Linked DNA regions of Mus musculus: regions 2, 3, 4, 5 and 6 are each linked to region 1. Evidence: chromatin loops called from intact Hi-C (ENCODE). Cell type or tissue: left cerebral cortex. All regions are shown on one strand. Each heading gives the region's core, and the rest is flanking DNA. Links, peaks and the distances in the headings are about the cores only. Region 1 has its middle 3.3 kb from the start of Irs1. Region 2 has its middle 19 kb from the start of Mir6344. Region 3 has its middle 440 kb from the start of Nyap2. Region 4 overlaps Col4a3 (collagen, type IV, alpha 3). Region 5 has its middle 72 kb from the start of Dock10. Region 6 overlaps Rhbdd1 (rhomboid domain containing 1).

Region 1 (5,224 bases), core at 650-4,649:
AAGAAAGTGATTCTCTTTTTCTCAGTACTCATTTACTGCCGGTAGCTCTTCAGCTAGGAGTGGGAGGTGATGAGACCTGGTCCACTCTGTGCTAAAGTGTCAACTGGCTTGATTTTATGCTGGTAACCAAAGCTGCTCTGAATTCATGTGTGCCCTTCCTTTCTCACTGCCTGCTCTTACATTCTTTCTGCCCCATCTTTCTAGAAGCTTCCCGATCCTTGAATGGTGAGAGGCTGATGCAGATGACCCACTCACAGCTGAGCATCCAGAGTTATTTATATTCAGAAATTGATGGCAAAAAAGTTTAAGGTCACTGAAGCAGACTTGTAACAGTTCCTGAAGATCTAACTTGCATGCATCTTATAATGTCCCCGTGAATATGGTTTTAAACATAGGCTAACTCTCTGTTGGTTTTCGTGTCCCAGCATCCCTTCATCCCCTGATAATGGAAGTGGAACATGAAACAAGTCCGCATGAAATCATGGAGGACTTTAGGAAGGTGATGTGGGCTGGAGAAAGTTTTGACTTCAGTGACTCGCTAGGTGATTCTGATGTCAGATACTCTGCCTGGAGTTACACTGCACATTACCGCACACAGCCACATAATTTCAATACCTGAAGTTCAGAGAAGCTCTCTCCTGCCTAAACCAAAGAAGCTAATATCTCTGAGCCTTTAGTTAGTGATTAGCCCCAATTTGAGAAATTTTGAGGAGTCAACTTTGATTTTTTTTTAATATCAAAGAAGAGAGAAGACATACTTGCTAGCTTTAGAGTTAAGGAGAGAGTTTGAGGAGAAGCAAGAGTGTGGAGGTGAGTTTAAGATGCTGTACGGGGTGCTGTGTGTCTAGACCCTACCTGCAGAGGAGACAGCACATCTATAAAATTCAACCAACTATTTGAAAGGCAGTTTGGGTATCAAATTTTAGACTGAGCACACTGTAGCAGAACAACAACAACAACAACAACAACAACAACAACAACAACAAATGATACTGAGTGGAGCTGGCTTCATTCTCTGCCCCCACTGGTAATCCCAGATACTTGGGAGACTGAGGCAGATTACAAACCTGAAGTCTGGACTACAATGAGTTCAGGGTCAACAGAGCACCGGAGTAAGTCTCTGTTCTGAAATGAGTTACAAGAGGACTGAGAACCCAGACAGGAGACTCTGGATTCAATGTCCAGTCCTGGGTTCTGGTTCCCAACTGCAAAGCCAAAGGAGTGGCCTTGTTTAAGCTAGAGGACTGAATGACAGACTCTCCATTTCTACTGAAGACAACTGAAAAGAAATTAAAATATCATAGTTAAAATAAAGATGCACAGAACGGGTAGAGAGAGGGCTCAGTGGTTAAGAGCATTTGCTGCTCATACAGAGGACCTGGGCTCAGTTTTAGGCACCTACATGGTGGCTCACAACCATGTATATCTTCAGCTCCTGAGTTCTAATGTCCATTTCTGACCTCCATAGGTATCTCCATGCACTAAGGCACCCATGCTTACATATACATTCACGTACAGTTCTAGAAAGATGCAAAGAAAATTAAAATGAAAAAGGAAATAAAGACTATTTAGAAATATGCCATGCTTGATCTTCCCTCCGGAAAAACAGCATCAACCAGTACAATTCCTGAAATGGAAGAATTAAATCATGGCATTGAGTTTTTACTTTCCCTTTCCCCAATTTCATCCATTTGCCTATTTCCTGCTTTGATAGAAACCAAATGATGAAAGTTTTGACATTTTTGAAGGGATTAATATATTTCTGAAATCCTGGGTTAGCACTCCATGCTTTTACCCTCCGTGAATTCCCCGGATACGGAGTGAAATCCAGACCGAGAGTAGAGATGGATTCTCACCAGCCGATTGCCAGAAATTGACTTTTCTCAAAGCTGCTGTGAGATGCACCCAAGCGTGGGTCATTGCCTGCTCCACCCAGCTGTAGTGAACCCAGAGATAGAGACCTTTATTAGGTAAGCTGTATGTTTCTGTAATTCGGTAGCAGCTAATTAAAAATTTCCCCTTTGTGTGTAAGCCAATATTGCTTAAAATTCTGCATAAGTAGGAGTCTCTTCATATTGCTTTAGATGAGGGTATTTTTTCACTACAAGTTGTTTTGGGGCTGGGAGGAGGTCAGAAATCTGCAATATTTTAATTACATCATGGAAAGAATAGCTCTCCACGCTTGATACCAGTGATTGAATAGAGAAGTCCCCAAACAGTGAGAGCTCAGTTAAGTAGAATGTTTATTGCCCTTGTTCTCTTTAAGCTTGCATAGAGCTGTGAAGTGAGTACTCTGCTTGCATCTCATAGCATCTCACTGTTGTGCCTTTCAATCCATCATCAGAAATAGGAGTCTGTGGAATCAGCAGCACTGAGAACATGGTAACTACAGAGACCTCTCGCCTACCTATGGGAACCTGCTCAAGCAGGACCTTTATTTTATTTATTTATTTATTTATTTATTTATTTATTTATTTATTTATTTTAAATCCTGGGGCGGGAGAAGCCTCAATATAGCAGATTCAATTATTTTGTATTGTTGATCCCCAAACTGCAAGAATGTATCTCATATGGTTTGGGTGGCTTTGCAGAGGAGGCTTTCAAATATCTGCAACTATGCAGATATAGTAAAATAATGCAATCCTTCAATTTAAAAAAAATCCATGAGTTTTCATTTTCCTTTAAGCATTGTTCCAAATTGCCACAATTAACTGAGTTTCCAGTGGTTTCTGTAGTGATGACCTATTTGTATTAAGGAACATGTCTACTGATACATACATATATATATATATATACCAATGTATATGTACATCATATATGTATCTAATAACTGACATTTTTATATGATTTTCTTGGTAACATCATACACTGGCCATTTTCCTATTTTAACAGTAATTGTAGATATGTTAATCAAATATGCACCGAAGACACGTAAAATTTTAATTCTCACTATCATGACTGTATTGAAGACATCAATATGTCAATTTAGTTCTGGCAGCGCTTCTAGTCAATGTTTTAAAATGCAGACAGCATTCCTTTATTCATTGCGCAAGTGGTTTCTAGCTGTCCTAGAGATGGCAGCATTGAGCAACTTATTTGGTAATTGGTTGCTTGCCTGTTCTGTGAATTTTCTCTTGGGTGTAAATTTTCATTACAATACACAAGACTAATTTAGCATAAGGTGACAGGATAATACACGTATCTGCTCAACACGACTTCACCTGAGTTCCACAAAAGCCTACCTTTCTCTTCTGTATATTTATGTGAATCAAATGTGAATTTGTATTCCTAGAGTTATCTCAAGCCATCAATTAAAAAAAAAGTACAAAGAACTGAACTTACTGTAGTATAGTTTGAACATTAGCTGCCTTTAAGATTTGTAATGAAACTCGAGTGAGTTGTGTGTGTGTGAGGGTATGTGTGTGTGTGTGTTAAACTTCACTGATTGGTGAGCAGTTTGTTACAACGATCTGGTTGTCTGTGTCTGTGTGTCTGTCTGTGTACATAACTGGGGATCCAATCCAGGGCCTTGGGCACCTCAGAGCAGATGGTCTACTTCTTCTTCAGTCAGAATAACATTACTTTTATATCATAAACACCCTAATGTTCTGTGAAGATGACTTATAAAAATCTTCCAAATTAAATTGTTTTTTTTGTTGTCTCCTCCTTCAAGAAAATACTTTCCTCCATAAAGGTACCTCCTTTTTCCCCCTCTCTCTTTTTTGTTTGTTCTTGGTTGGTGACAGAGGTCAGGAAGGAAGTAATTTTAAAAGTTAAAGTCTGGATTTGAAGTGCTTTCCTACATAATGCGAGGTCCCCTCCCTGTGGACTAATCTAGATTAAGCAGTTGCTAGACTAGACTAGCTGTTTATTCCCCCCCCCCCCCCACACACACACTGTTATTCTGCTACACTAACTTCAGATATCTCTAGTTGCTATCCTCCCAACCCCTAATGCATTTCAAATCTTTAGAGTCCTCTTCTTGCTATTGCAGTCTCCGTACCTTTTCCAAATTACTTGCTATTTATAGCCTTCCTGTAGTGGGCACATGTGCCCGCATCACCAAGCTGTCAGAGGGGAAAAATGAAGGCTATCAATTCAATGTGTACCGCATAATCCATTAACCAGGTTTAGGAGAAACTGCATGATAAAGGAGGTGAAAAGAGAAAACAGAGGCTCCTGAGCTTTCGAGAGGAGGTGACACCTACAGATGCGGAATACCCCAATTCAAGTACCGCAAGCATCTGAATGGCGCCAGTGCCTACATCTGTACCCTCTCCCTCTCTCCCCTTTACCGCATCTGTGCAAGACAGGAAAGACAGGCAACTCCACCAATCAGCAGGCTGCCCCAGGAACCTCACCCCGCCTCTCTAGCCGCATTATGCTGAGGCGCGCAGCCCCCTTTACCCATCCGCTCCTCCCCTACTCCAAGCCAGGCAGTCTAGTGGATTGAGCATGCCCAGCACCTTTACTGCTGCGTCTCACTGCAAACAACCTGCAGTGCTGGAGAGCGGGAGGCTGAGAGGGTTCCTGGCTTAGGAAAAGAGGTGGAAAACTAGAACCGCCCATGGCTAGAGTAGAATGGCTTTAAGCACTGGGAGCAACGTCACATTTGTAGGTCTTTAATGCCGGTTGGGCTAGACAGGGACACCCTGCTTGATTTATAGGTCATCTTAAAAAGAAAAAGAAAAAAAAAAACTTTGGGGAGCGTCTGCTTGTGGTGAGACTAAGAAATAGGCTTTGCAAAGAGGCTGCTGACCCGTTTTCATCAAGAAGTACCCATTTTCCTGTGCAGCCTAGCCACTTATCCTTGTCTCCCACTTATCCTTGTGGTCAAGGTTAAAAGTGTATAGGGTCGTCTAATGCTCGTGCAAACTATGAAACAAACATCTGCTAACATATACACAGTAAGGGTGTACACTTAGGAACTCTCTGAAGGTCCTTTACATCTTTAAAAAAAATCACAAATAGACTTACGAATGTGATAAGGGGTGCCAGGTTTCCTCCAGCCCCCGCCCCCCACCTTTTGCACTAACTAACCCTTAAGTGTGAATCCCTCTTCACCTGCATGAAGGAAGAGAAATGGTGACTTTTACATTTTATTTCCTTAGTGATCAGCGGCTAATAGTGCCAGGTGTGAGATCCCAGGTCGCGATTCCGAGAGACCCTAACCTAGCCAACAGTCATTGCCCTTGGGCGTCCCTCTCTGTTTCTTCCAGGTGCT
Region 2 (5,224 bases), core at 632-4,631, 140 kb after region 1:
TGGTCTCCAAAGTGAGTTCCAGGACAGCCAGGGCTATACAGAGAAACCCTGTCTTGAAAAACAAAACAAAACAAAACAAAACAAAACAAAACAAAACAAAACAAAACAAGACATGTCCTAACCTGGAAAATCTCATCCTGAAAGAGAGGAGAGTAGGACTACTTCCTCTTTGTCCTGGGCTGTATGTCTCAGCATGAGTAAGTCTTTTGAACCGTGCCTCCCCTCCCCCCCCACCTCCAACACCCTTGAACCCTCCCTCCCCCCACCCCCCCATACCTCCAACACCCTTGAGATGATCACCTAGCTTGGTGGGCAGGTTTCAGGTTAAACTTTCTCCTTATAGGGACTAGTCTACCTAGTACCTGGAATTCCATTTTTCTGCTCCTTGGTCCTAGGCAATTTTACCCCGAAGAAAACTCATCCCACTCTCCGAGGTTTACATAGCCCTGTTTGCACTGAATAAAAGAGCTATTTCACTGAAAACTCTCCCCAGAGAAAGCTATTTCTTCTGCACTCGTGCCAACCAAGACCCTGCTAACCCACCCAGCCAAGCTAAGCTTAACTCCTTCTAGTCCAGTGCCTGGATATCCTGAGATGGAAAAGCAGACTTGGGCTGGCACGTTCTGATACTCTCTACCTGGAGATAATGTTTAAGCTCACAGACCAAGTGTTCCATCCTCAGGATGTGTGTGGTGACAGGCACATCACCTTCCAGGGAGGGCCCATGCTCAGCTATCTGGAAGCCCCAGAAATCTTGTCCTTGTTACGGAGACTTCATTACGTAGGCATGGATGTTTGTACATTAGGTGGGAAGTAAGTAAGGAGTGCCTGGTTAGATTCCCTTTGATCTCGTTGGTCAGCACTCATCCATTTGGGACACAGGGCAGGGTTCCTCTGGAATGAAGATTTCATTACTACTGAACAAGAGTAGGTAGGAGAACTTATGTACAGACAGTGCTAAGACAGAAAAGTGGGAAGGATTTGGGTATCTATGCTCTGCTTTGGGGAAGAAAAGCCTGGTTACTGTTGGTTACCATGGGGAGGGGCAAAACCCAAGATAAGTATCATCACAGCACAGCCCGTTAGTGTATAAATGGAACAATTATTTGGAGCAAAAATTAGTAATTTTATTTACTCTAGCTGATTTGCTTAAGGGATTGGTTGTCACAAAATATAATCTTCTAGGGATCAATTGAGGCAATTATTTTAATTGTCAGAGGAAATCCTGACTTTACCTCCCTGAGACCTTTAAAAATATTCTCAGTTATGATTGGAAAAAATAGTATTCAATCATCTTCCATTTGGAAGCACTGTTCTATTTTGGCACAAGAGTGAGACCACACTTTTTTTTTTTTTTTTTTTGAGACAGGGTTTTTCTGTGTAGCCCTGGCTGTCCTGGAACTCACTCTGTAGACCAGGCTGGCCTCGAACTCAGAAATTCGCCTTCCTCTGCCTCTCAAGTTCTGGGATTAAAGGCGTGCACCAGCATGCCCGGCCTGAAACCACACCTTCTTAAGGCATGACTTTATACTTCAATATCGGGCAAACAAAGGTTTGCTAGACCCCAAATAAAACCAATGGTGATTGTTTGGTTTATTTATTAGTAGTTGTATTCACAGTTGTAACCATAACTACCTTTACTGAGCACTGGATAGGAGAATAAGTAAAACTGCCCATATAAGTATCTCATTTGACTTCTATTTTGCAAAATAACTCCTATTTTCACCCCCATATTAGAGAGAGGAAACAGAAAAGTCTGAGGACATAAAAAAGTCACTGATAAGAATCAAATCCTTGAGGATGAAATAGTGCTTGAGTAAAAACTAACTTTATTAAAATGTAATAATGATTAATAGGAACTCCTTTAGCGTAGGAAAAGCAGTGCTTCAGACAGTTCCCATCTTGCTCATCTTTGCCTAAGCAGCTCTGATATTGGCCCCTAGAGCAAAGTCTGGAGAGTGATGCTAAGTTTTCCATGTCTACCAAGCATCATTTGAAGGGTCATCTGGCTTTTATACTGTCTCAGTGGCAATATGTCTTACAATGACCTACAAATAGGGCATGGAGACTCTGAGGGAGAAAGAATAAGGGAGACATCATGAAACCAACATGGTCCTGTTCTTCTGTAAAATAGTACTCAGGAGGGAGATGGGGCAAGAGGATCTTGAACAGGTCAGAGGTCAGGCAGAGATATATAGCAAGATCTGTCTCAGATGAAGGAGGAGGAGGAGGAGGAGGAGGAGGAGGAGGAGAAGGAGGAGAAGGAGAAGAAAAAGAAAGAAGAAAGAAGGGAAAGAAGAGGAGGAGGAGGAGGAGGAGGAGGAGGGAGAAGAAGAGCAAAAGGAGAACAAAAAAAGGAGAGGAAGAGAACAGGGGTAGGAAGAGAGAATGAGGAAATAGACAATTATGTGAGCGCTGCCAGTCACTCTTACCACTCCCAACCAGCCACCAACTATCCTTCATGGAAGGTGCCCTTTCTGTGTCTGGCTTTGTAGACCTGACTTCCTGACTAGAGGGCAACCAACCCATAGCAAGGCAATATCTTGGTCAATCAGAACGGTTCTGAAATTGCTCTTGTGAACCTTGACTTTGCTGAGCTTAGGTATCCTGTGGTGCTCTGAGAGGAAAATGAATGCTGAGAGTCTGAATGTGAGTACAGAATCTACAATCTGGCCTGGCCCTACATCATCCCTTGTCGCTGGCAGCGGCCTCAGAGAGAGTTTATTGACAAAGGAGAAGGAAGCTCACAGCACACTGGTATGACTCACCCCAAGTTAGGGGGGAGGCAGTTCACAGGGCCACCCGCCTGCCGGAACAGGAAGGCCCTTATTGTGCTCAATCGTTTTCCTGAATGCCTGTTTCAACAACAGCAAAAGGAAACATTACTGTTTGGCTCCTCGCCAGGCTGGCCACTTGGTACTTTCAGTGCATAGAACGCAGAAATCTGGCTCAGACAAGACATTAAAGATACACATGGCTGTAGTTACTTCTGTGTTTCAGAGGAAATACTGTGTTCTGCAGTAAACAACCCTGGGTGATTTAAGGCAACTCTTTTTATTTGAAGCAGCCCTAAATGAATGTTTAATGGACCGGTTTCACACCCAGGAACCCAATGGGAGGCCTTGACACCCTTTCCCACAGAATCCTACAGGAATAAAATATGAAAAGTCCCGTCAGCTAGCTATTCATGGGTTCACTCCAGACAGACTGGGAACGGGTGGCGAAAATGTAGCCAAGGGTAAGAGAAGAAGTAAAATCAGAAGGCAAATGTATAAAGGCAATGTAATTAAGAACCTGTAGGCAATTAAGCTTCTGGGCATAATTACAGGCAGACACCTACACAGCTGAGGGCTTTGTGGTCCGTGAGCCATTGTTGGAGGAAGTGTGTCACTGTGGGGGTGGCCTTTGAGACCCTCCTCCTAGCTAGCTGCCTAAGAAGCCAGTCTTCTATTGGCCTTCCGATCAAGATGTGGAACTCTCAGCTCCTCTGGTGCCATGCCTGCCTGGACACTGCCATGTTTCCCACCTTGATGATAATGAATGAAACCACAGAACCAGTAACCCAGCTCCAATTAAATGTTGTCCTTTATAAGAGTTGCCTTGGTCATGGTGTCTCTTTACAGCAATAGAAACCCTAACTAAGACACATATTAAGAGACTGAAGGGCCTTCTTGATGGCTGTTCTGGTTAGGTTTTTCTTTTTAATCTGATACATCTGAGAAGTCACCTGAGACAAGGGAGCCTCTGTGGAAGAACTGCTTCCCCTGGATTAGCCTGTGAGCATGTCTGCGGTGTATTGTCATGATTGCTAATTGATGTATAGGCCAAGGCGGTACTGTCATGAAGCAGGCGGTTCTGGACTGTATAAGAAAGGCTGAGCGCAGGCCAGTGAGAAAGCCTGTAAGCTGTGTTCCTCCATGTTTTTTGCTTTAGTTACTGACATGAATTCCCTCTATAATGGACAGTGACCTGAAAGTATAAGATGAAATAAACCCTTTTCTCCCCAGGTTGCATTTGGTCAGAGTACTCTTATAACAGCAACAGAAAACAAACTAGAATAATAGTTAAGTATTAATTTCTTGTTCTTGCGGAGGAGTTATAGACAGGTGGTTTTCCATTACCTGGGCAAGTAATTCCAAGAATACAGATTCACCAGACAGAACTATATGTCAATACAAACTTCATGCCTGCCTCCAATTCCTAGCCCCATTGGGCTGAAGACAGTCTAACCTCTGGAGAAGGGAATCAGGGTGGTGTGCATACTGTCTGCACTTGGGAGCCATTGTATCTGCAGTTAACGTAATTTCTGGCAGGTATGGCATATGGAGGGGATAATCACTTCACAGAATTATCAAGTTCTAGGCAGAGGAACAGATGAGGAAGGTCAGGCAGGGGTCTGCTCTTAAGGCCTCATCTGTGTGTCACAGCTGCTGAGTTAAGTCAGAACTCCCAATAGAAACAGCCAACCTCATCCCAAGTAGGATTCGCATGTGTGCGCATCATACCATTCTCCCAGTTCACATCCATCAATGACCGTGTCATTTTCTGTGATGGCTGACCTCGATTGTCAAATTGATGGGATTTAGAATAACCTGGGAGACGAGCTTCTGGGCATGCCTATGAAGGTTTATTTTGATTAGGTTAATTGAGGTGGGGAGACCTATTCTAAATGTGTTTGGTACTATATGGAAAGGATCAAGTTAGCTGTGTGCTAGCATTATGGCTCTCGGTTCTCAACTATGGATGCAATGTGGAGAGTGACTTTAAGGTCTTGGTGTAATGTGGAGAACAACCTTAAAGTCTTGACACCAGTCTCTTCCCAATATGATAAACTGTACTCTCTGTGAGCCAAAATAAATCCTTCATTCCTTAAGGTGTTGTTTTTGTTTTTTAAATCTGGGTATTTTGTCACAATAGCAAAAAAGTTAATTAATGCATGTCCCTTTCTTCCTAATCCTATTTGCTTACAGAGTATACTGTTGGTGTGTGTGTGTGTGTGTGTGTATGAAGCAGATGGGGCCATCCGGCTAATTTCTTAGAGTCAAAGTACAACCTCATTACAGGTTGGCACTTGCCTAGAATCCTAAGGGTAAAGTCAGAAAAAGAATTCATATATAATTTTATAACCATTGAAGCCATCATTGCCTGCTTTTAGAAAAATTAAAGCTGTACCTACTACTAAAATACTTGGAAATATGATTTTGTAGCATTCCAGTTAGGAAAA
Region 3 (5,224 bases), core at 519-4,518, 780 kb after region 1:
GTATACTGGTTAAAGGCAATAAAACTTAAAGCTAGAAAAAATCTGCAAATAATGCAAATGTGTGTGTGTGTGTGTGTGTGTGTGTGTGTGTGTGTGTGTGTTTGTGTGCACTTGCATGTATATGGTGTTGGATGGAGTATAAAGAGATTTTGTTCACTTTCATTGGTTACACCCATCCTTTGTAGATCTTTGGCTAAAAGAGAGAGAGAGAGAGAGAGAGAGAGAGAGAGAGAGAGAGAGAGAGAGAGACAGAGACAGAGAGAGAGACAGAGACAGAGAGACATTAAAGGTTGACACCTTTCCAGTGAACTACCAGGACCTGAGCACTGGCTATCCAGGTGAAGTGGAGCTAAGACAGGGCCCATGGTAGAACACCCTTCAGTCACAATGGAAAACCTCTTACCTTCTTCATGCTCATTCTGCTTCTTCTTCAACTTTCCTTGGCTTCTGTAGCTCACTGATACCTTTGTCTTTTCTTTGCTCTAACTTCTCAATGCCTCAGTTTCCCTGTTCTCACTGGTGTCTTCTCATTAGTATCTTTTCAGCACTAGGACATTTTTCTTCCCAGGGACAATGTTGGCTGTACCTGTTCTTGTAACTGGCAGGTGGTCAAGTACAATCTCTTTTCTTTTGTTTTTGTTTTTGTTTTGTTTTGTGTTTTTTGTTTGTTTGTTTGCTTGTTTGTTTGTTTGTATTTTAGAGTCAGGGTTTCTCTGTGTAGCCCTAGCTGTCCTGGCACTCACTTTGTAGACCAGGCTGGCCTTGAACTCAGAAATCCACCTGTCTCTGCCTCCCAAGTGCTGGGATTAAAGGCGTGCGCCACCACCGCCTGGCTCACAATCTCTTTTCTTGAGGTTGTGTTGAATCCATGGGATATGCTTGGGAGTAAGCCCCAGTTCCTAACCATGGGAAACTGCAATTTTAGACAGGCATGAGACAAGTAAATGAAGAATTGATATTCAAGTAGGAATAAATTATATCATGTCTACCTCAATGAAACAAGGCATTATAAAAGAGTTAGGTCATATTTGACTTGAACAGTGAATTTACCACAATAGATATCTATGGGAAGGGGTTTGAGAATTACATTTACAATTGCTTGGGGTAGAACAAGCTGGGTAAGGAGCATGAAATAGCCTATGGAGAGTCTTAAAAGTTAGTGTAAAGCTTCAAAGCTAATTAAGTAGCTAGAGACGATACTCTGAGAATATTTTAAAATAAAATAGTGAAAGTTTTGTTTTAAAATATTCTCTCTCGCTCTATCTCTCTGTATGTGCAGGCTTAAATGAACACAAGTATGCCCATGTACTACATGCTCCAAACTCACAAATCAACTAAGGAAAACGTTGCTTTCTCAAAATCAAACTGAAAGACACAAGCAATGCATAGCACTTCCAAAAACATTATTTAAGGTCCTATCAAACTAGATAGTTCTGTAACATATATTGAAGATCAATTTTTACTGATTATGTTGGTTTCTGATTTGAAGCCAATCAGAATGAATGTCAAGAGTCAGGAAAAAATAGATATTAAAGACAATAAAACTTAAAGCTAGAAAAAATCTGCAAATAATGCAAATGTGTGTGTGTGTGTGTATGTGTGTGTGTGCACGTGCGTGTATATGGTGTTGGATGGAGTATAAAGAGATTTTGTTCACTTTCATTGGTGTCATTTTGGGTACACTCATAGTGCCTGCAATCAGCAGGACAACTTTAGAAAATGAGAAAGTATTACACTGGCTTCACTTTTGAGAAATATGGTCTTGGGGTTATAAGCTCAGCAACTCCCTATACAGGAAGTGTCTGGACAATATCTGGATTGGAGTAGTATTTCTAAACTGCCAAGTTCATGTATTGTCATCAGATTTTCCACATACATATTAACAAAGTATTTCCATAATGAGTAAAACCTTACTTCTGCAGTATACTACGTTTGGAAACATTTTACTAATAAGAATACTTATGGAAGAATAATTTCACATTGCTAATGTTTAAACTACTCCCAAATTCATATTTTTTTGCTCATCAAAACATGTTTCAAATTCTCCCAAGAGATAAAATGGTTTCTTTTGTTACTGGCTTAACTTGTAGAGTCATTTCCCCTCAGGATAAACCATCATTATTTTTGTATAAGCATATCCCAAACACATATATGAAGATGTTGAATTACATACTTCCGCAGCTTGGATGTAAGCGATGGGAACGTTTTCCAAGTCAAAGCATGTTAAGAAGGGCCGATGACCATCATCTGAGCATCACTTGTCTAATCGCAAGGATTACACCTGGAAACTGGTCATCATCACCGAAGAGGCAGGGTTGCTTGGGATGTGCCTCATCAGAGTGACTCATACCAAGTTATTTTTCTCATAAATCTGCCTATTCCCCCACCATCTGTTATTTTCATTTTTCCAGAAAGTTAAAAAAAATACTGATGGAATGTTTTGATCCAAGTGTAGTATTCCTTGGTCCCAAGATGACATTTCAGCCAGGCCTATAGTTGGGAGATTGCATCGGGCTATTTTCTGGTACGTGAATCTCGGTGAGACATCTAGAGGCCATAGGCAGAATTGCTCAAGATTTTCTTTACTGATGGTAAACAGTAGGCCAGGCCTGTGAGCATAAAATGAATTTTAGATTTGCAATGAATTACTGGAATGCTCTCTGAAGGTCTTATGTTTATAAAATAAAATATGTTACTATAGGAAAGTTGGTGTGCATTACGGTTGAATATGTATTTAGTCATTTGGAACTGGACACACGCAAGGGAATGCACATTCGAAGGTTTTAGTCTAGATGGCATTTTGTTCAAGTCAAACATTACTCATCATGCAGTGTGTAATGTATCCTTTCTGTGTCTAACATGGAAGAATGCAGAGATGATCCTTACATTCATGCACATTATAGATGAACGTGAAAAGGGATTTTTTTCTCCTTTGTCAATGTATGTGCGTGGACTTGTGAGAGTAGTACCCAACATGTGCTATATTATGCCTCTGGAGTTCAGAGGATATTCTCACATGCTGGATCTCTCCACCTACCTTGTTTGAAGCGGGGCCACTCTCTCTGCTTGCAACCAAGCATCCCAGGCTGACTGGTCCATGTACATTGTCTCCATCTCCTATTTTACCCGAGGAACACTGAGATTAGAAATGAGCTACCACATCCAAATATATCTTCAGTCTAGAAAGATGGCCCAGAGGTTAAAAACACACAGTGCTCTTCCAGAGGACCCAGAGGATAACTTTCCAGAGGATAAATTGGTCCCAACACCCATGTCAATCAGCTTACAACTGCCTGTTAACTCTGCTTCTAGTGCATCTGACTCCTTTGGCCTTTGCACACACCTCCACTGGTGTGCACATACATGGTTTTAAAAATATTTAAACTTGCTAAATATCATATGTGCTTTCAAGGCAAGGCCATAATTCATGTACATAGTCCTATTGTAAAAACTGTGTATCACCTTGGGGGTAATAAACACATGGATATCACTTCTGGAATCAAGACCCAGAGGGATGTTCATTTCTGACAATTCGTTTGAGCTAATTCTTATTTATTTATTTATTTATTTTTACGGTCTCTGCTTGCATCTCCTATATTTTGGTAGTAGCTCACTCTTTTTATTGTTAGAGAATCTCCTCTCTTCTCTTGATCCATATGATCTGGATCCTGCCCCCATCTTTTGGAGTGGTAAAGCAGCTTTAGACAGAATGTGATATTGTATGGAAAAGGGAAAAATTGAAATATCTTCTCCTAAGATCTGGTATATGGCACAAGTGCTCACTCTGTCCACTACAGTTCAGTATAGCACTAAAATGCCTGTCCATAGTAAATTGGACCATACGTTTAAAGACAGAGTCACAATGTCTCAAAGACTAAAATGTAAGAGCTGAAACTTTGAAAATACTAGAAGAAAACAGGAAAACCTTCAGGGTAGCAGATAGATGACACTGGCTAAGTCTTCAATAGTGTGAACAAAATTAGTCAAGTGTGTTTATATCTACCTAAAAGCATATACACAATAAGGAAGACATTCATAGTGGAGAGAATGAGAAAAACTATTTGTAAGTGCTTTATCTGTAAATAAATTATATAGAGAATATATATGTGACTCTACTCAACGTATCAGGATAATGGGCACATTTAACATTTATTTTTATTTTTTATTTCATATGCATTGATATTTTGCCTGCATGTATGTCTGTGTGAGGTTACCGGAGCCTCTGAAATTGGAGTTACATACAGTTGTGAGCTGCATTATGGTTGCTAGGAATTGAACCCAGGTCCTCTGGAAGAGCAGCCAATGCTCTTAATTGCTAAGCCTTTGAAATTTGTATTTGTATTTTTATTTGAAAATGGTTATAGTTGAAGGTGAGAGATTTATCTGGGCATCCATTTATCAAGAAGATATGCAAATGGCTGCCCAGTCCATGAAAAAAAAATCAACATTGTTAATCACTGGCAAACATTCAGACCCTTTCTAGCTTTTCCAGTATAGATATTGCTGCTTCAAGAACAGGAGGAGGGATACTTTTTGTTCCTTAGACATGATGTGCATTTATCTCTTTGGCTTTTATCAGGAAAACATGAGGACAAGTGTAAGAGATAAGATATTTCTTACCAATAATACTTAAAATTAGGAACTGAAATAAGCTCAGAGAGAAGATACAAATTATGACTAAAATTTGGAGTATCCTCATTCTTTATAAACTCCCATAAAATCATCCAAGTGCTTAAAAAATTTACAACTGGCAATTTTTTTAAAAAAAGTATCTTGTGTTTTTGCCATTTTAAGTTCCCAATCGATTTTTGACTTACTAGTGATCCTTCCAGTAAAAGATATTTTGTTTCATTTTTACTCACAGAACTCCTCACAGGTGATTTGTGATGTCTTTCCCAAGCATATCTTGTCATAAACTTATTTTCCATTTTTTTTAACAAATAGTGCTTAAAGAGAAGGTAAAAGTTTCTCAGGGGAAAGTCAGTTTCAATATTCTGAGACTACCCAGTAACAACAGTGCAGTCAGCTGCTTATCTTGAGGTAAGAAAGACATGGTCTGAGTTACAGATCAGCCATAGGGTTCCAATGAATGCTTTGGATCTAAAACAAAAGAGTTGAATTTCTAGGTAGAAATTGTGCATCTTTGTGAGAAAACATTAAGTACAGTGTCATATGAAGGGATTGATATATAAAACTCTAATCTGCAGATAAAATCCCATCTTTA
Region 4 (5,224 bases), core at 708-4,707, 350 kb before region 1:
TCCCCAGTTGGAAGGAACAGTATGCCGACCTAGTGGTTCACAGTTATTTAGTAAATCCTCTTGTGGAGCCCGGCAGGCCCTGCTATAAACCATAGTTGCCCGGTGCTCAACAGACCCCACAAAGGAATGGGTGGATGGGGAGACAGGAATAGAATCAGGGATAGGGGACTTCCAAAAACAAAGGCAGACAGATCCACACAATCTGAAGTAAAGCAGAGGTTTATATCAGGTAAGGACCCCAAAGCACACTTCACAGTGGTCATTTGGAGGTCACCAGTGAAGTTCGCAGGATTGTTTTCAGGGAAGAAAGCCAAAGGCAAAGTGGCTCTGGCTGAGGGGAGAGAAGCAGGAGAGCCACAGGTATCACACGAACTACTCTTTCAAGAACCCGATGAAAAGAAAAGACAAGGAGAGGATGAAAATCCTTTGGTTTGGGGACCTAAAAAATCTAGATGGAGTTGTGTGCCAGCAAACCTTGTATGTTTCAACACTAAGATAGGTAAGCCAACACCAAAGGGGTTCCAAGACCGGGGTGGGGGAGTGTAAAGGGCAGAGGTGAAAGGGCAAAAGACCGCCTCCCCCCCCCCCCCCATGTAAGAGGTGTTTGGATAGACTCCTAGGCAGAAACTACACAGGGCCTGGGTGGGTGAGCTGGGTGAATGCTTAGCTAGGACAGGAAACCAAGAATTTGTTTTATATCTGCCAGATGGGAGATTCTCTGTACGGTCTCAGTGGCCTATGTGGTGGGCATGGAGATGGGTTAGGTGGACAGAGGGTTTGTCAAGCTTGCAGGCCCACATACCTTGGGTCCCTGTGGTCCAGGCAAGCCTTCAGGACCTGGAAATCCTTTCTGGCCAGGAAATCCAGGGGAACCAGGAACCCCTTTCTCCCCCTGTTAAAACCAAAAAGAATCCAGAATTAAGCGGCAGTTATCCAGCACCACTCACTACCACAGCACAGCCTTCTCCTTTCAATGATGCTCTTCCCTTGCATCAAGGGGTCACTAGTTAGCACTCAGCTCCAAGGGTAGCCACTGTCTACTAATATATGTCCATAGGTTTCAGAGTGATGCCCATATCCTTTAGAGACTTTTGCCAGACAGTAGACCTACTCAGGATAGATGTTAGAAGGACAGGGACCGAGAATTGAAAGAGCAGTTTTGATAGAAAGTTAAGATTAGTGGAATGTGTTTATTGAAGGATAGAGATGGTGAGGATGAGGAGTAAGCTGTATTTTGAGATTTTAGTAATGATGGAAGGAAAATAGAATACCATGGAGGCGTGGACTCAAAAGCGTTCTTGTTATAAGGGAATGAGTCCCTCAACCAGCTGTTTTCATAGGAGTTTCAGGAGAGGCACCAAGGGCAACATAGCAGAAAGTCTGAGCGGAATGACCGTAGATGATGCTGTGGGGAAGCGCCTGGTAGAAGTGAGTGAAATAGAGTTTCACCAACAAAAAACATCCTCTTGAACCAGAATACTGGAAACAATCCTCAACACTCAAGGCCATTAGTTAGTTTGATCAAGTTTGTTACAGTGGGCAAGTACAATAAATAAATAGATAGGTAAACAGATAAGAAGGATGGATAGATAGATAGACAGACAGATAATAAATAATAAACCAACAGAAAAGATCAGAAGTCTGCTACTTTACGCTTATATAAGTCAAGCACAGCCAATAAACAGAAAATAAAGAGATTTACTAGAGCTTTCTTACCATTTAGTTACTCTCATGTTTTAAATTGGATCATGCATACAACTGGGACTCAACATATGCCTGGATACAAGTTCAAGTACAAAGAGAGACATTCCAGAGTAAATATGAACATGCTACATTCATTCACAGCTTAGGTGGAGAGGGGCGGACCCTAGTGCAAGTGAGTTATACATATATTACCTATAGATAAAATAAGTATTGAAATTATCCTATAAGTATATATATATATATGTATATATATATATAAATGTCTTATTTAGATAGCTCAAAATGTGCTTTCTTTGAAGTAATTTTAAGAGTTACTTTTCATATTGTTGAACGATTAATTAATACCTCCGAGGAAGAAGAGGTTTGTAAACAAAAAAATACTTTAGCTCTGCCTCTGCCTTAATTGTCATAAATTGTGAGTTAATGGAGCGAACTGATGAGATTTCACAGCCTTCTTTTTCCTTGAATTCTGCAATGGAGCTTTGAATTTTTGTTTCAACAGGGCTGCTGCCAATTTCGCCACCAGGGGGCGGTCTTGTTCCAGTGCAGCGGCACAGCGTTGCGGGTTTCAATGTTTACATCGAAGCGAGAGAATCAAGTTGTTTTAATTTCTTCTCTCATGTTTAGCAACATTATAAATATAGAGTATGCTAGGGAGGCTTTCATAGAAATGTTCTTTTTCTGCCAACTTGCTACTTATTCAGCCAAGAGAGTTACAGTCTGGCTGCCAGTATTTACACAAGGTAGCCGGAGGAGCTTTCAACATTGTTTAAGGTTAATGTTTATATACAATTACTTTAAAGGTGGATTTAGGGGACTGGATGATGATCTCCACTACAGAAGGGCGAAGTGTGACCGACTCAGGCATCTGTGAAGAGGCGGCGAGAAGTTCTCTTCTTACCTTCTCCCCTTTGGTCCCCGCGCAGAGGCATTGTCCTTTGCCTTTGCAGACACAGCCCTGGGAAGAGCAGAAGAGGACAGTTGGTGGATAGCGAACTGTTTTCTGTGCTTTGAACCTTGGACACCAAAATCATGATCCGCATGACATTATGGCAATACTTCAACGAAAATGAATAGAGAAAAACATCACAGAAGAAATGTCAAATGACATAAAAGTGTCACTTTTTAAAAATCAGACTTAGGAAGTTAGGCAGTTTAGTTGTGGGAAAGGTGAAGTTGGTCAACCCTCTCCCTTTTCCATGATAACAAAAAGATGAACTATATGAAACTGCCATTGTTGTAGGTGAGAAGTGGCTTAACGTTGGCATATTTTTAGATTCAGCAGAATGTGTGTGTGTGTATGTGTGTGTGTGTGTGAGATAGATAGAGAGAGAGATAGATAGATAGATAGAGAGAGAGAGAGAGAGAGAGAGAGAGAGAGGCAGGCAGGCAGATAGATTTGGATTCAATACCTGGCTTTCCTGTGTGCACCATATCTCATATGTGACAGTTGAATGCATACCATTTTCTACATGTGGTTCTAAGCTTTGCTTCCCTGAAATAGCATTCAAGATTTGTATAAGAATATTAATGTCCAGATGCCGGGCAATGGTGGTGCACACCTTTAATCCCAGCACTTGGGAGGCAGAGGCAGGAAGATCTCTGAGTTCAAGGCCAGCCTGGTCTACAGAGTGAGTTCCAAGAGAACCAAGGCTACACAGAGAAAGCAAAAGCAAAAGATGTTGATGTCCACTGTATGTCTTTATGATGGTATCAGAATGATGTTTCTTTTATAGAAAATGAGGCACATCACTGAGTTAGGGAACTTCTATCTAGTTACTTTGACACATACAAATCAACTCTAAAAAATATTAGCCATCTACAGAAAAGCAAGGAGAAAAATAATTGTAAGTAGTAGATTTAATATGTACTTTAATACACCTGATATATTCTAAGGTCATACATGAATCTTTATCAATATTAACTACCAATTAGTTTGCTCCTATAGAAAAATATAATTGGTAATTGACAATATCAACTGGTAATTGATGAGCTATTGAGGAGAATGGTAGGGAAATTTGAAAGAAAACAGGGAATTCTACTTGTGCAACTTAAAGGAAAAAAGGTCTCAAAATCTAATGAACTGAATGTATTTGCTTAGGTTAGGACAGGAGGCTTTTCTGCCATTCACAGAAGAGGGTGAGAAATGATTTCCACACTTCCTGCCCTTACCCCATTCATGCATTGTGATCTCTTGGATGAAAAGTACCTGGCTGAGACACCCACAGTCTCCAGGTCACAGGCGTCTGTAGTGATAAGAACCGATTCTAATTATTTCAACCTTGCCTTCCTAGTGTTTTAACTGTCTATATTCCTATCAGTCAAGTATTCAACTGCACTCTTCTTAGGAATGGGTTGCCTGAACGCCCTTGTCATCTGGCAAGCTGTCAGGACGGCAGATTCCCATCTCTGCCCCATGACCAGCTGAATCAGAAACCTTGGGACTAGGTCTCAGGAGTCTCTTTCATCAAGACCTCTTCGTTGCTAGTGATTTCTTTCTCACGGCTGAGAACCCTGTCTCTGAATGAACTTGACATCATAGGCTTGGAGTTTCCAAGCCACTGTCCTCAAGTAGAGTATGCCAGGGGGCCCTGGCCCCTGTCCTCAAGCGATAGCAAGAAGTTCTGCCTCTCTCAAGCCACAGATGCCTCAATCCTCATCTCATTTAGGGAAAGGGGAGGGGACATGTTGGCCCTCCTCTAAACCTGAGACTATTAAATGGGGCCACAAGGCAGGCTTAATTCAATCTTATTTTGTCTATCTATCTATCTATCTATCTATCTATCTATCTATCTATCTATCTATCTATCTATCTATCTATCTATCTATCATCTATCTATTATCTGTCTGTCTGTATATCTACCTATTATCTATCTATCTATCTATCTATCTATCTATCTATCTATCTATCTATCTATCTATCTATCTATCTACCTATCTACCTATCTACCTATCCATCATCATCATCTATTTGTTTTGAGTAAGAGTTGTTCAGCCTTCACTCTGGAAACCTTTCGACTCCAGCTTGAGCATGAGTGTCCATGCTGAACTCCCTTGGTCTAGGCTACAACTCCTCTTGTATCCACTCTCATAAAGCTTCTATAGTTTCCTGTCGTGTTTAATGTATCTTTTTCTGATGGCTCAGTGTTCCAGGAGAGAAGGAACTTCCCAGTGTCATTCATGTCAATGTCCTAATCGTGCCACATATTCTGAACAAATGCTGGGCTCATTGGATGGAAGTTTATGGTTTCTGCTGTGACCGAGGTGCTTGCTCTAGGTCTCTGTGGTTCATGGACAATTATGATTACGGTGAAGACAAAGCCGTTGGCAACTCTAACGTGTTAAGACCGACACAAACTGAATTATTTGTTACTTGCTTGGACTGAGAGATTTTTATCAAAGCAGTAAGACCTCTTGAGAGTTGAAAGGCAGTCCAGTAAGCAGTCTTACATTGTCCCATTTAAGTTTAACTGCTGTTGATGCAATCTCCACATACCCTTCATTTTCCTTTGGCTCTGTT
Region 5 (5,224 bases), core at 672-4,671, 1.5 Mb after region 1:
TTTTTAGAAACTATTTTTATTAGATATTTTCTTTATTTACATTTCAAATGCTATCCTGAAAGTTCCCTATACCCTCCCCCCTGACCCCCGCCCTGCTCCCCTACCCACCCACTCCCACTTATTGGCCCTGGCGTTCCCCTGTTCTGGGGCATATAAAGTTTGCAAGACCTAGGAGCTTCTCTTCCCAATGATGGCCAACTAGGCCATCTTCGGCTACATATGCAGCTAGAGACATGAGCACTGGGAGTACTGATTAGTTCATATTGTTACTGAAAGGACCCTGATATAGCTGTCTCCTGTGAGGCTATGCCAGTGCCTGGCAAATACAGAAGTGGATGCTCACAGTCATCTATAGGATGGAACACAGGGCCCCCAATGGAGGAGCTAGAGAAAGTACCTAAGAAGCTGAAGGGGTCTGTAACCTTATAGGTGGCACTGTATATTTTTTGAAACTGGGGAGAACATTTTGATATAAACAAGCGGCAAGTGTTTGGGGATATAAATGTGTTGAACCTTATTTGAAGGCTATATACTGTATCAATGTACCAAAGTAATGCGCTTGAGGCCAATTAATCTATACGCATCACAGAATCTCTATCCAAAACTGATACCACAAATGAACTTTAAAAACACTGAAAAACAAAAGAAATGTATCAAGATAGGAGAAAAGATGAATAAGCAGAAACTGGTTGAAATATACTTTTCATTGCAAAATATGAGTTGTGATTTTTGTAGCCTGCTCTTCTACTCCAGATAGTCTAAGAAAACTTTAGAAGACAAACTCCTACCTTATAAATATCCACAGTGTTTAAGGTATGCAAATTGTACAAATAGTAATCAACACTTTTAATGAGTTTGCCATAATTAAAGTCAAACCTTTTTTTCCTGTGATTCAAGATATTGCTATTCAAATGAAGCAACACTAACTTATCAAAGCATTACCTCTTACCACAATGATTATCCCATACAATAAATTAACATGCTATATCACTTAAGGTTTTGATTCATGCTTAATTATAGTTTCTCCCATTTAATTACAAATTAAAGACACTAATCAAACCTTACTCTGAACTGCTGTCTGAGACTAATGACTTTCCTTCCTATCATTCGGAGAAGTCTCTCTAATCCATTTTTCCTCCCTAAGACAGGTCAAGTGCTTTCCTTGTGTGTTATCATAAAGTAGTGTCTTTCTCCTTCACAGCACTTCACATAGTGGTAATTATTTTAAAGATGGGTGTCATTATCAGCTGAGGACTGCCGTTCCCCTGCCCCACCCTAAAGGTCACTATGAGCATATACCTGCACTGGTTAACACATGCCAAAAAGCCATAGCAGCTCCATAGCACGGCTATCTGTTGAACTGATGTGTAATGCATTTCAATATTATACCCCCAAAATACTGCAAAAAAAAAGAAAAATCCCATTTATTAGATCAACCCATGGATAATACTTTGTGAATTAAACTATAGAATCAAAACATGTCCCATCTAAGAATGAGCATTTAACCACAAAGGTCAAAGTAAAAAGTCAGTAGCTATCATATTTCATGCTTGAGTAATATTGTTTCTTGTTTTGGATGCTTTGAGTAGATGCTCTGCATATATGAAATAAACAAACAAAGGTGAGACAAGAAGTCAATCTGCCTTAGTTTATCCCCGTGACAGATACTGACTAGGTATGATTAAAGAGACTGAGCTTTCATAGGGGAAGTTGTGTTGCACCTTGAAGTAATCACTTCCTGGATGCTGATACCGTTATGGAATATGAATCAATCAAGGCTTACAGATGGTCACTACAGATCCATTTGGAGAGAGATTCATTAGTCCTTTTGTGTGATTTGCAATGGGCCAAACATTCTTGAGGCTTTTTCTCTCGCTTTTATGTTATGTGTGTATGAAATCTCAATATAGATGTGTATATAGTTCACTCTACCAAGCACAGCTGGGTGATTGCTGCTTGCTATTGCATTAAAGAAAAGAACACAATTGAGAGGCCTGGATACAGTGAATAACTGATGAGAGCTGCAATTGAAGTGCCTTTTTTTTTTCTTCTGCTACATTTCCAAATGCAGTAGCAGAAACGAGGTCATTTGCATATGCTATACAAGCAGGATACAACCTTAATACTTTTTATGTTTAAACTAAATCTGGGGTTTGCTATTATCTTTGTTAATCAAACTATAAAATCCATCAATGCCTGATTTGGTTGAAGCTCAATTCCATATATTGTCCCCAAAATGCTATTGCTTAAAGAGTAGTAAAAAAGGATGTCACTAACATTTGATTGCTCTTACTATCAATGTACATGCAAACTTTACTATTCAGTCAGCTCCTCCATTTGCAAAACACAACTGAATATAATGTGTATTTGTCAGAAGAAAGAGACCTGTGAAAAAAGGCAAGGAAGAGAGAAACATGTGAAGAGTCAAAGAAAGTAGGAGAGGGATAAAAGGAGGGAGAGGAAGAAGGAGAGGGAGGAAGGGCAAAAAGAAAAAAGGGATACATGGAGGCAGGGAAGAGCAATTCTGATGCCCTCTAATTCCCTAATTTAAAACTATTGCTAGCACTCTGCTGCAACCTGCTGACAGACTAGAGAATTACAAATGAGAAAAGACTAAGTATTCACAAGAGTTGTACTACTATTTATTGTTCATTTTAGTTTGTTAGCTTTATTTATTTATGTTTTCTTTACATCCCAACTGCAGTACCTCTCTTCTCCCCTGACAGTCCCTCCCCTCCACCCTCACCCCTCACTCCAATCCATTCCTCCATTTCTATTCAGAAAAGGGCAGGCTTCCCACAGGTATCTGCCAGCCACAGCATATCAAGTTGCAGTAAGACTATGAACAGCCTCTCCTGATAAAGCTAGACAAAGCAATCCAGTAAGACAAAAGGGTCCCAAAAGGAGGTAACAGAGTCAGGGGCAGCCCCTGCTCCCACTCTTAGGAGTCCCACAAGAAGCTACACAACTGTAACATATGTGCAGAGGCTCCTTGGTTGGTGGTTCAGTCTCCATGAGCCCCTATGTCTCCAGGCTAGTAGATTCAGTGGTTTTCCTTGTGGTGTCCGTGACCTAACTGGCTCCTACACTCCTTCCTCCCCCTCTTCCATAGGATTCTCCAAGTCCACCTAGTGTTTGGCTGTGGGTCTCTATATCTGTTTGCATCAGTTGCTGGACAAAGCCTCTCCAATGACAAATAGGCTAGGCACCAATCTATGAGTGTAGCAGATTATCATTAAACATAATTTCATTGACCTTTTTGCAGTTTGTAGCCTCCCACAAGCCTGAAGCAGGCTGAGCCAGACCTTGACTTTGTTGCCACTAAGGAGATCACCTAGGGTGGAGCCTGCCTCCCTGGATCACTCTATTGTTCTGCAACTGCCTCTGCTGCTACCTGCCTGGAGTCAGCCTAGCTGTTCCTGAACCTATAAGTGGTCACCTGCTGCTGGGCTCCAAGGATGAATTGGCGGGAATGGACTTTCCCCCCTCCTTTATAAAGTGTGTCCACCATTAAACAGGTGAACCTTGAGCAGACTAGTTGTCTTGGTTCCATTATTTGTCAACCCACCTAGATCCCCTCTTCTCTTCCAGTTCCAAGATGCCTTCCAGGCTTGAATCCGGACATGAGAGCCTCAGGTCGGCCCCAACAGCAGTTATTGTTCATTTTTAAATCCAGTATTCCTCATAATTTTACGAAAAAAAATAGCAAACTGAGATATTATTGAAACAAAATGGCTGTATGGTTTCCCTGCTAGGAAGGAGAATAAATAAATAAGCAATGTACTCTTAAAGATCGTAACATGCTACCTCACACAGAGTAGAGTCTTCTTGACAAACCCTGACCTGGATCCAAGCCCACACACCAACAGGTAAAGGTGCTTCAGAAAACCTCATCAGGAATGGGGTTGAGACAGAAGCCTCAGTAGCAGGCCATAGGCTCTCTATCTTCCTGAGACCCTTAATATAGCCAGAAGCTCTAAGGCCTCATCAGTATATCTTAAATAGCTGGAAATTGTGTGCAAGAAGAGCAAAACATTGCTATGAAATGACCAAAACTTATTTTATTGCCTTCTATATGGAGGCAGTAATATCTCTGGGCAAATCTAGAAGCTGACCTCATGGCTTTTATCTGTCAGGGATGAGAATGCACTAGTCAGACAGTGTGAGGAAGCCATTAGAAGTTAATATATGTTTAATAGTATAAGAATAATTTCAATGCAATACAAAGAAAAGGTTTGTGTTATATGATGTGTATATATATTAATATATTGTATATTATATGTATATATATATATACACATATATGTGTGTGTTTGTGTATGTCTGAAGTTCAACCATTACATTCAGTGGGATGATATATATATATATATATATATATGTATATATATATATATATATATATATATATATATATATATATATATATATGACTAAATTCCTTCACAAAGCTTAATGTTTTTCTACCAGGCTGAAGAATAAGGCTTCAGAGGTTTCTGGAGGAAGAAAAATGGACTATGAGAGATTCCTTTATTTTTTGTGTGTATAACTACTTCCTTTACCCTTTTGTGTATATAACTGCCTTATTAGAATTATTTCTATAACTTTCATCATAAAGATCTTTAACTCTGTGGATTAAATTTGTTCCGAAGAGATTTCCTTTTGTAGCTATCATTCATAGGATTTCCTTCATGATTTCTTTCTCATCAATCTGATCAAGGACTGTAAATGTAGTTCTGATTGTAGAATCCTTGCCCAGCATGCACAATGCCCTTGCTTCAATCCTTAGCACTACATAAACTGGGAATAGTGCTATGGGCTGAAATCTCACATATCTGATAAGGCCACTCATCCCTGTTGGTTCACAGATACTCAGTTAGACATCATCCATCGAGGACAGCTGAACCTACCAAGTTATTAACTTAGCACATATCTTAAAAACATCCAGTAGGCCTTAATATAATGATTGGAGAACCAGAACTTATTAGTTTCTCCCTTCAACTATCCACTTGCATGGGGGCTCAATCATGCAATGTTAGTACTTGGAAGTCTGAGTCAGGGGAATTGCTATGAGTTCCAGAATAGCCTAGACTACAAGGTGAGATCATGCACATATGTGACCTTTCCCCCACTTTGAAGAATCATGCCATCAAAAATAATCAATGAGTAGTTGAACAAGGAGGGTTTTTCCTCCCCTACTCTCTGAGTTGGATTGAACTTAATAGAG
Region 6 (5,224 bases), core at 409-4,408, 140 kb before region 1:
TGACTTCCTATAGAAACATGGAGGAACAAGAAGGAAGCGGCTGACTGAAAGCTTAACAACAAAGTTCCATTCTCTCAAGGACTCACTACAACAAGAGAGATTTATTTTAAGTGAATGGTTAAAGATTTTAATGTAAAACATACAAGGTAAAAATCTTTAGAAACTCTGTCTTAAATCTCATCAAACTTTTATCCCTTTAGTGGTTTACTGTGAAGAGTTTCAGTGAATTTGAGAGTGGCTTGTAAAGGCTTTAGGAGCTTCTAAAGTAGCTTCCACCTGTAACGAGATGGTCTGTGTTAGCCATCCGGAGGTGCCTTGCTTTATCCAGTCATGTAAACTGAATCTGGAGGCTCAAAGAGACTGCTTGCGCCCAGGAAGACCTTTTCTTCTTCTGTTCTTTTGGACTTTTCGTTTTTATTACTGGAAATCATTTAGGGACATTCATTGGACAAATACATACAGTCTCCTAGAAAACCAGCCATAGACCCAAGGACAGAAGCCATGTTGTGTCCTTCACTCTGAGTGGCTAATACACAGGAGGCTATGGAGACAGAGAAATGGATACACATCTTCAGACATGGGTGTGAGGCTGTAAGTAAGAATGGAAAATAGAAACTTAAAGGTAAAATAGAGAATTCAGCTTTGTGCTGTGGGTCTATGAGGAGTAAAACATAAGAAACACACCCCGCCAATGCCGGAGGATGAACGCCCTTTAGCATTCTAAAGTCCAGTCCTCTCAAGATGCTGTGGGGTTGGGCTTGGCTGCGGTCACGGCCTCTCCTGATGTTCAGAAGGGTCCAGAGCAGATGAGAGGGAGCACAGGAGTTTGGCTGCTCTCCATTGCTTGCTAGGCTGCCTTTGCTCAAGTCCTAGAGGCCCCTGAGAATTTCCTGATGCCTGATCCAGACTTCTCAGGTATTCAAGGCCTCCGTTTATTCTGACATCTGCCTGGAAGGGACAGGGACTTTCCACTGTCTGTTTAGAGCTGGTTTTCTTAAAGGTAGGTCTCCGGTATGATGGGTGAGGGCAGGCAGTGAAGTTCTAGTGGTCTCAGGGCCTAGAGGGGAGGTCTCATTCTTAATTCCTGCCCCCTGATCTTGGAACTGTATCCAACGAAGACATTTCATTTTCACTATCAAGGAAGAGGATAGTTGCAGGGTGTAATCCAGAGTATAGTAAACTGAGTTAAAAATATGTAATAACATTAGGTCCTTCTGAGACACAGTGAAGCTGGGCCCTGCTGCTGCCTACCTCCTGCTATGTCCTTCATCTTCAAAGCATGGTGGTGGTTTTAGCAGCCCTGGACCTAGGCACAGCAGTTTCCAACCAAGAGGGACCAGTTAGCCAGTGGAGGCAGACTCAAGCTGAGAACCGAGCCATTCAACAACATCTGTAATGCAAGAGTTCTGAACAAAGCTAGATGGTCTTAGGCATGGCATGGGCTTGCTATGACTCTACCAGGAGCTTACTCTGGACCTCATCCTCTTCCTGTATAACTGTGAGGGCTATCCCAGCCTTGTGCTCCTTCCACACTGAGGTTCATGTGCCCATCACTGGTTTCCAGTGAGTGTTCAGGGCTGGCAGGCCTCCCTGGATAGCACAAATTTGTCCTGTCTGCTACCTGCAGCCGGGGTTGCCTCTCTGAAGAGTGGTGCTTGGTTCTGACTTTTGGTGGCTGGACATGAAACTACCATGCTGTGCTCTTTGGCAGTGTCCTCTAACTCATTTGGTCTCATTCAGTGCCCTGCTCCAACACTCTGTAAACATTTACAATTACTTTATATTTTTTTATTGGGATATTTGGTTAACACTGCCAAAGGTAATAGAAAATTCAATTCTTATGACGTTAATGTTATATTATTAAGATAATTTGTCAATACTAAGAATCAACCATCAAAATATTACCAAGAACTCAATTCCAGACTACATTTGGATTCTGCCAATTTTCCTAAGGTTTTGTTCCATGGACCAATCCAAGGGATTACAGTCCACTTAGTTTCTTGGTTTGTGGGAGTTTCTTAGTCATTCCTTTTTTTTCCTATGACCTTGACTGCCTGGCTAGACACCCAATAGATATTAGGTTTGCTTGATTAGACAGAAATTCCAAGTTTCAACAAAGGAAATTAAAAAGCCACAGAAATAAAGCGTAGTCTGTGTACACATCAAAGACATATGTCACTAACAGGACGGACCACTTGTGAGGCCAAACCCTAAGGACTGTTTGCCAAGTACAATTCTCCATTGTACATTTTGTTAGGATTTTATTTTTATGTTTTATTTATGTGTATGTATGTGTGTCTGTCTGTGATTATCTGCACACATGTGCAGATGTCTGTAGAGGCCAGATGAGGGTGCTGGCTATGCTGAAGCTGGGGTCACACGGGGTTCTGCAGTGCCCAAGATGGGTGCCGGGAATTGAATTCTGGTCCTCTGCAAGCAGCAAACACCCATAAATGCTGAGCTGTACCTCCAGCCCCATTGTAAAAGCTTCGTTTGAGTTCCAAGAGGATATAGCTTTGACCTTTGCCTCTACCAGTGCCCTGGGTAAGCTGGAAGTGGGCAGCCAGGGCACTTCACACGAGACTTGCCATCTAGCTACCCACGCCTGGGGATGAGCAGCGGTGGAGCCACATAGAGCCTTCACTGAGCTCCATCTCTGATGTCCCAGTGTGGTCACTCCTTCCTGCTCTCTGCATGGGACTCACCAGGGAACTTGGTTAAGAGATGAATTTAGGGTTGGTAGGGCTGCCAGTAAGCCCATACACTTAATGTTTACTGCGTTCCTGTATGGCTATGAATGTGAAGTACTCTAGCCATTGAGACCAAACATCTTTGTACTGAAAAGAGCCAGTCGGTTTCTCTCAGTGCTTACAGTTGCCAGCAGGTGGAGGCAGAGGCCTACAACACGGTGTCTGTAGACGAAAACTAGGACACATTCCAGTCAGCAAAGCATTCCACTTTGTAAGCAGAATCAGGGTCATTTTGAACCAGATGGGCTCTACAGAAGACGCTGCACAGAACATTAGGGAGTTGTTTACTGTCTAGATGGTCTGCGGGTCATCTGCCAGCACCTAGCAGGTTCTGTGTCACATCACAATTCTTCCCCAGGAAAGACTCACAAGGTCCTGGGAGAGAGGACACAGGGGTTTCATATCAGTTCCAAAGTCAGAATTCATTTTTGCTCATGTGCACATGCCTTGTGCTTACTGCTCCAGTCCGTAGCCCCCTTACAACTCTAACTCCAAGTCAGAAAGATGAAACTATGTAATGTGCGGTGACTGTCAAGACTGAAGGCTGTAAGGACTGCAACAGTGCAGGATGTCTAACAGTGAAGGATGCCTAAGTGCAGTGGTTCCTGCTAACTTGCACAGCCGCTCCGACCTGTAGCAGTTACCGTTCTCACCGCTGTAACCGCATTACTGGCAGAAACGATTTAAGGGAAGGTTCATTTTGCTCCGGGCTTCAGAGTTCGGTGCAGGGCTGCTTGGCACCACATGCATGGGTAAGAACATGGTAGCAACAGGAGTATGAGGCAGAGGACCTTTCCTCCTGCTGGACAGGAAGCAGAATAGGGCAAAACAGGAAGGGGCCAGGTCAGGACATAATTTCCAAAGACACACTCCGGGGACCTACTTCCTTCAACCAAGGTGCACCTCATACTTTTTTAGTACCTTGTAACACTGCAGTCATATTATAACTTCCGCAGTCCTAGTTTAGATCCACCAAGGGATTAAACCACTCAGTTATGCAGCACACACACAGGTGTGTTATACTAATGTGGAAATTTCCTTGGCTAAAACTGATCTTTATTTCTGTGCATCTGTGTGAGGCTTTGTGAGTGTATGTGCACCTCTTGCATGCGGGGCATTCTCCAGAAACAGGCATTGGATTGCCTGGGCCTGGAGTTACATGTGGTTGTGAGTCACCCTGTGAGTGCTGGGAACTGAACCTGGGTCCTCGGCTAGAGCAGTAGGCATTCCTAATGGCTGAGCCATCCCTCCAGCCCCAGATCTAGGATTTTCTTAATTTAAACACGTTCACAATCAAGGTTCGCTGTCACACCTCTCTCTGTGTATCCTTTCTCGGACCTCCTACCTGGTCTGGTCCCAATCCTTGTCCTAATCCAGAGGGATGTCAGACAGAAGGAGAGGAGGAAGAGAGAGCAGGTTAGACTGAGTTGCTCAGCTCTCACTGTGGCAAGGCCTGATACCGTGGTAGTTCAGGGAATGGACAGCTGTGTAAGGACAGTCAGAATGTGGCCTGACTTTTTTTTTTTTTTTCCTTTGCAAAGAACTGGACTGACCAGAACTTCAGAGCAGAGTATTCCATGAGTTTTAGAAATCTACAAAGCCCCTTTCACACAATGGTTTTTGCCAGGAGAATTCATTGGCTTAACCTGCGATCTCAAGTAGCTGCGGATGTCCTGCCTGTTGGTGCAAGTTCAAGGCATCTGCCCTGGACCAGATGCCTGTCCCTTCCCCCAGTCCAAATGATGACACCCTAATCTTTACTGTGGTGTATTTTCAGGTGAAGGCTTTTGTAGGTTGTTAGAGGAAGCCTCTACAACGGGGCTCGTGCCCTTGTAAGGGGCTGAGGCCAGAGCTTGTTGTCTGCCATAGGCACAATGGGGATGTTATCATCCTAGGCAGGGGACCACACCAGAGTCCAGTCACCCTAGCTCTTGGAACTCAAATAAGGGAAGCTAGGAAGCCACAGACTTTGGAAATACAGCTCGGTCTATTAATGAATTTTATGAATTTGCCAGGACCCTAGATTTCTTGACACATTTAGGAGCAAGAAACAGACTGACAGATGAGATGTCATGTATATGTATATGTATGCTCTTAAAAGCCTTAAATACTCAACACTAAACATTCTTCGAAGACCACAAGCCTGGGCAGTGTATAACTACATGTCCAGATGTATTGATATCAATGCATAATTATGGAGATAACCCCTGACCTGGGAAATTGTCCCTGACAGTCTTACTGGACCAGAGAAGCAGGGCTGTTGTTCAAATCCATCATTAAAGCTAAAAACCCTCTGGGCATTCATCTCTTTCAGGTGGAACCCTGGCCACGACAGTGACATAGTCAATCACAGGGCTGGGCCAATGGCTCTCAGCAAGGACAGTCCAAGGTAGATCCACAAGAAAGAAAGCAGCTTCCACCTTAGGGCCTCATTCTTTGCTGGGCCAAAGCAGCAAAGAAAGAAGAGCAAAAAA

Evidence for each region. Peaks named below come from ENCODE experiments on the same cell type or tissue, not always from the same donor. Only the 100,000 strongest peaks of a DNase experiment are listed, where the experiment ranks them.
Region 2: a loop joins it to region 1, with 2.8 times the contacts of the local background. A loop is called at or near these places in 2 of 42 quality-filtered maps.
Region 3: a loop joins it to region 1, with 9 times the contacts of the local background. A loop is called at or near these places in 20 of 42 quality-filtered maps.
Region 4: a loop joins it to region 1, with 4 times the contacts of the local background. A loop is called at or near these places in 2 of 42 quality-filtered maps.
Region 5: a loop joins it to region 1, with 4 times the contacts of the local background. A loop is called at or near these places in 2 of 42 quality-filtered maps.
Region 6: a loop joins it to region 1, with 4 times the contacts of the local background. A loop is called at or near these places in 18 of 42 quality-filtered maps.

The regions. Positions count from the first base shown.
Region 1 is chr1:82,292,160-82,297,383 of GRCm38, reverse strand. No RefSeq gene overlaps it. Among named protein-coding and RNA genes, the nearest start is that of Irs1, 3.3 kb to the right of the region's middle. In left cerebral cortex, for the core only: a CTCF peak has its summit at 3,065; DNase peaks (open chromatin) are centred at 3,094 and 4,402; H3K4me3 peaks cover 641 bases; H3K27ac peaks cover 646 bases.
Region 2 is chr1:82,148,568-82,153,791 of GRCm38, reverse strand. No RefSeq gene overlaps it. Among named protein-coding and RNA genes, the nearest start is that of Mir6344, 19 kb to the right of the region's middle. In left cerebral cortex, for the core only: no CTCF peak of the experiment used is centred there; a DNase peak (open chromatin) is centred at 2,812.
Region 3 is chr1:81,514,080-81,519,303 of GRCm38, reverse strand. No RefSeq gene overlaps it. Among named protein-coding and RNA genes, the nearest start is that of Nyap2, 440 kb to the right of the region's middle. In left cerebral cortex, for the core only: a CTCF peak has its summit at 2,553; a DNase peak (open chromatin) is centred at 2,547.
Region 4 is chr1:82,638,877-82,644,100 of GRCm38, reverse strand. Col4a3 (collagen, type IV, alpha 3) reads right to left here. Exons shown (of 52, transcript NM_007734.2): 2 at 2,606-2,662; 3 at 803-892. Among named protein-coding and RNA genes, the nearest start is that of Col4a3, 55 kb to the right of the region's middle. In left cerebral cortex, for the core only: a CTCF peak has its summit at 2,231 (motif pointing right); DNase peaks (open chromatin) are centred at 2,237 and 2,610; H3K4me3 peaks cover 416 bases.
Region 5 is chr1:80,827,933-80,833,156 of GRCm38, reverse strand. No RefSeq gene overlaps it. Among named protein-coding and RNA genes, the nearest start is that of Dock10, 72 kb to the right of the region's middle. In left cerebral cortex, for the core only: a CTCF peak has its summit at 2,585; DNase peaks (open chromatin) are centred at 1,894 and 2,574.
Region 6 is chr1:82,431,214-82,436,437 of GRCm38, reverse strand. The region is part of intron 6 of Rhbdd1 (rhomboid domain containing 1); the gene reads right to left. Among named protein-coding and RNA genes, the nearest start is that of Gm46095, 62 kb to the right of the region's middle. In left cerebral cortex, for the core only: a CTCF peak has its summit at 2,880 (motif pointing right); DNase peaks (open chromatin) are centred at 2,892, 3,407 and 3,508; H3K4me3 peaks cover 272 bases.